2 separate regions of the Homo sapiens genome follow, and region 2 is linked to region 1. A link is a loop called in an ENCODE intact Hi-C map of the cell type or tissue named here. Cell type or tissue: IMR-90. All regions are shown on one strand.

Evidence for each region. A loop is a pair of places that touch in the nucleus more often than their neighbours do. Peaks named below come from ENCODE experiments on the same cell type or tissue, not always from the same donor. Only the 100,000 strongest peaks of a DNase experiment are listed, where the experiment ranks them.
Region 2: it touches region 1 in a loop (19-fold over the local background); 45 of 110 quality-filtered maps call a loop at or near these places.

What each region holds. Positions count from the first base shown.
Region 1 is chr2:237,570,990-237,573,489 of GRCh38, reverse strand. No RefSeq gene overlaps it. Among named protein-coding and RNA genes, the nearest start is that of PRLH, 5.7 kb to the right of the region's middle. RefSeq lists an enhancer at 83-618 and a silencer at 1,212-1,397. In IMR-90, a CTCF peak has its summit at 1,328 (motif pointing right); a DNase peak (open chromatin) is centred at 1,369; H3K4me3 peaks cover 177 bases.
Region 2 is chr2:237,120,993-237,123,492 of GRCh38, reverse strand. No RefSeq gene overlaps it. Among named protein-coding and RNA genes, the nearest start is that of COPS8, 36 kb to the right of the region's middle. In IMR-90, a CTCF peak has its summit at 1,093 (motif pointing left); a DNase peak (open chromatin) is centred at 1,052; H3K27ac peaks cover 369 bases.

The sequences.
Region 1 (2,500 bases):
TGGTCTCCAACTCCTGGCCTCGGGTGATCCACCCGCCTCCACCTCCCAAAGTGCAGGGATGACGGGCATGAGCCACTGCGTCTGGCCCTGGGGGTCAGATTTCAACATGAGGTTTGGAAGGGACAAATATCCAAACTGCAGCAACCCAGACCCTGTTTTGGGAGGTAAACCCCACATGATGTTTTCCTGTTGGGTCTCTATCTGGACACCTGATGTGGCAAGGTTATTTCAAAGGTGGCCACTTTTTGGAAGGTGATATTGGTTTTCATCCTTGTCCCTATGATAAGCAGGTGTAAGTTTTAAACAATAAGACATTGTTATCCACCTGGAAAAAGTGGCATCACTGTATTGGCTGCTGTAAGGATCAAGGAAGGAGAAAGCAAAATACCTCCCGTTTGACGCTGAGCTTCTCATCACACAGAAGGGGAAAGAGCTCTGTGCCTGAGGCTTCCCCGGCTCCTCCGGGCTTCCTTCTGCTCTCACTCACTTTGTGTAGAGATGCCAGGCCTTGACCTTCAGTGGGGCCCAGACCATGGGGAGCCCTGGCAGGGGATGGGGGAGGGGACACAGAGGCCAGCCATTGCCTAGGGCCTGTCTGGTGAGGCTGGCTGTGTCCTGGCCAGAAGCCACTGCCCCTGTCCAAGAGGCCTCTTCCTCCTGCAGGTTCTGGTGGCTGCTCCCTCTGCTCATCCATTGGGCCTAGGGTGGGCACAGCCCCTCCTTGCCAGCCTGGGTTTCTCAGTGTTCCAACCACAGCTTCATAATAGCTCCTCCCTCATGATCCCTGGCTTCGTTTTCCTAACTGGAGGAGCCACCTGGGTCCACTGGGCCCCTGGCAGATCCAGCTTTCAATCTTGGGGACAAGGAAACATCTTGGATCTTCCTTGGAGTCTGGCTTTCCTGGTGCTAGTGTGACCTGAAATGAACTCCTCACGTGATCTTTACTAGACAAATGCAGAGCAGATTTCACACACCTCTGTCATGATCTCCAAGAAAAGCTAAAGGATAAATAAAGAAAACAATAGCTTCCTAGAGGGCCTGTTCCCTTGATTTTCGCGAGGACTGTCCTCGTTTCTTAGACAATTTCACAGGTGAAATCTGACACTGTATTATTGCTATCCACACTGCAGTTTCCGGCTGCGAGTAAAGTTGGACCATTTTTCACGCGATGATTCCCTTGCCGATGAAGAACATGAAGTGTGAGTCCCTAGTGTGCTAGGCTGTGTCCTCGCGCCCTGTGCCCCCGCAGCGGGCCCTCAGCCGGGGTGGGGACCCAGCTTGCGGGCGGCAGGAGGCTGAGGTTGCCCGTGGCCACCAGATGGCGCTCCAGCATTGTGGAAGGCAAGCCCCACGGTCCTGGCGTCCGGAGTGCTTGCTCTGCTGAAGGGCGAACCAGGAGGCTCTCAGAGGAGCTGCAGAGGAGCGGCTTGATGACATAGAAGGGGAAGAATACAAGGGAAGTTTGTAGGATGCCTGTAGGTCTGACTGCCTGCTTCCCCCTCTGTTTTGACGACCTCCTGTGACTATGCCAGCATTTATTATTAAAATGTGTCCTTTGACTCCTTCAGGAATCATTTCATGGCCTCCCCAAGAGTGGACAGATCTGTGGTGGTCCTGGAACCCTGGGTCTCCCAGGACTGTGACTGCCCCTTTCCCCTCCTCCCTCACCACTAGGCAGGTGGGGCTCAACCCTGTGCTGGAGTCACCTGCGGAGCTTCGGAAAGCCCCACACCGGGGCAGGGTGCGGTGGCTCATGCCTGTAATCCTGGCACTTCGGGAGGCCGAAGCGGGAGGACCACTTGAGGCCAGGAGTTTGTGACCAGCCTGGGCAACAAAGGGAGACCCTGTTTCTACAAAAAGCAAAACAAAAAATTAGCTGGGTATGATGGTGCACACTTGTAGTCCTGGCTACCCTGGAGGCTGAGGTGGGAGGATTGCTTAGGCCTCGGGGGTCGAGGCTGCAGTGAGCCATGATCAAGCCACTGCATTCCAGCCTGGGCACCAGAATGAGACCCCATCTCAAAAAAAAAAAAAAAAAAAATGGAGCGCCTCAGCTGCATATCACCCAGAGGTTCTGATTCCATCAGACTGCCCAGGGATTTCTAAATCCTTCCAGGTGAGCATAGGTGAGGCTGAGAACCTCAGTGAGGGCAGGGCCTCTGTCTGTCCTGATTTCTGTGGGATTCCCAGGGTCCTCTACACTGTCTGGCACACACCAGGCACTCAACACATGTGTATCCAACAAAGGGAGGAAAGCATGTTTTTTTTCCCCAGAGACCTAAAGAACAGGCAGGCTTTCCTGAAAACAGCCCCCGCCGCCCCTGACACCTGCGTGTGGAAGACTCACCTGTGTCAGTGCTCCACCACCTTATCTTCCTGTCCCGAAACGGGGCTGGGGTGGGGCAGCAGGCAGGAAGGCCCTATTTCTGCAAGCACACAGGGAGAGGCCCCAGCAGGGCTGCAGACATTTGTGTCGCAGATGATTCAGGATAAATGGGTC
Region 2 (2,500 bases), 450 kb after region 1:
TCTGCAGGAACTTGGACCAACTTCACGGAACCTTCCTTATGTTCTGTTCATACTGCCCAGACCTGCCCTGGCTTCCCTGTTGCTCCTGAGGCAGAAGAGGCCTTTGGACTTACTCGGCCCCACATCTGTACAGTCCAGAGATGCTGGGGGAATTAACACCACAAAAGGTTGACTTTAGATCAATGTGAGACAAGTATTTCAACTATGATTGTGTATTTGTCAGTGCCTCTTTGTAATTCTGTGAGTTTTTTCCTTCATTTATTTGATAACATACTGTATAATAATGCACATTTTAAATTCTCATGTCTTCCTGGTTAACATTTTTATTTAGTCCTAATGTCGTGGGCTTCTTTGCTGGGGATTATGGTGTCAGCATCCTTTTAGGGATCATTTTTCTGCCTACCACAACTATGATTAACTTTTTGCCAACAATTTTGAGAATATAGGTGAAGTGTGTATTTTCTTGGGAAAAATCTGGTTGCTTATTTTAATTGGTAATACAGTAACACTTCCTTTTTGTTGATTCTTGATCTGGGATGTAAACATTTCTTCTTTCAGTGTTCAAATTTTCTTGTCATTTCATGTTATGTGTTTCTGTTGTAAAGTGTATATATATTTGAATTTTGTTTTATCATCCAATATGAGAGTCTGTTTTGTGAGTTTAGTTTCTTTATATTTATTGAGCGGCCATTAGCTTTGATTACTTGATACTTCCTTAAGTTGTGATTTCTAATGGCCATGTTTCTTTTTCCACATTTTTTGTTTCCTTCTTTTTTCCTTTTACTCCCTTAATGGTTTCAGAGTCACACACATTCTCTTGTCTACTGTATTATGTTCAGTATATTTGGCTCCTCTCTCTGCAGAGCTTCTGCTTCAGGAGGATTAGACTTACTGGCTCTATTGAGCCAGCCATAGCTGACTTTCTCTGGCTGATGAAACATATGTGAAAGTGACGGTGTCACTTCCAAAGAGAAGCAACAAGAGCCAGCACGTGGCTCCCCAGGTCTCTTCTCCCTCTGCTGAGTGGCACAGAGAGGCTGCTGGGTGGCCGGCATCCTAGAGTGATGCTGACAGAGAAGACGGCCTCTGCTGACCCCCAGTGGACAGGCAGCAGAAGCGTAAAAGAAACATTTGCTAGTAGTGTAAAGCACCAAGATCTGCAGGCCATTTGTTAGCGCAGCGTGGCTTAGCTTATCCTGACTGGTATGGTAGTTCCGATAAGCAAGTAGGAGGATTTTAAATGCCTTTATTTCACAATCATCTTAGATTGCTAGTTTAGACCGCTAAACTTTTAAATATAATTCAAGTGCTCTACAATGACTTTTCTGCTTCTAATAAATGTTTGACTATATTAAAATTGTTTATCAAAAATAAATTTGAAACTGTTCAATAAAAAGAGATTGATAGTTTAGATAAGGGTAGGGTTCTAGATTTACAGTGATTTTCATTCATCCCTGAATCTCAAATACCTTTCCAATAGCTACCACTAATATTAACTGTTATGATTACTTATTGGCTGCTTCCTAAGAACCCATCACTTTGCTAAGAGCTCCACATTGTTTTCTCATTTAATCCTCACAACAACCCAATTTAGCAATTGAGGAAACTATGACTTAGTGGCAGTTAAGGAACATATATATGAGCACAGCTAGTCAATATTAATAGCAGAGCAAGAACTCAAAGTCAGGGCTGCCTGATTTCAAAATTGTGTGCCATGCTGTTGTACCAATAAGCCCCTTCCATGGTACTCCACTGAAGAACAATGTGTGCCAATGCAAAGCAAATCTAGATCACAGTTGTTATTTCTATGATCACTCATCAAATATATACTTGCCCCTGTCTCCCATTATGAGTGGAGTCTACTTCCCTGCCCTGTGGGTTTTTCCCTTGTTCCTGTGCTTACACAGAGCATGGGATGTCAGCAGTCTTGTGAGGGGAGGATTGGCACAGGGCTGTGAGGTTTAGCTTGCCCTCCAGTGCATGGCTGATCCACTGGGAGAAGAATGTGGCCAGACAGCTGTGGAGCAAAACTGAACCCAGAATAGAGCTCAGAGTCAAGTCCCCCTGAAGGTTAGGCTGAAGTTGAGCCATCCATATCCTGCCCCATCAGCCAAGCCGTGGCTCTTGTGCTCACCCATGAGCATGAGAATACAGCTTTTTGTTGTAAGCCATTGAGTTTTGCCTCCTTTACAAATGTTATTTTAATTTTTTAAGTAGCACAGTAATGATTATTCCTGTTCCCAAAATGTTTTGTCACATCCTAGATTACTTCTTTAGAAAGATGACTAAGAGAAAAATTACTGGGCCCAGTGAATGGGATTCTTGAGGCATTTAATATGCTCCTTTCATCTGAACGTTTGACACTAAGGATTTCAAGATGTCTCTGTTTTCTTTCTGAAACTTCATGTCTAAGTGATCATTATTATCCATGGCCTCAGGCTCAAGGAAGCTCTCTGATTTCTTTCCTCTGTGTCAGTCGGTGAGAGAACTAAGACCACTA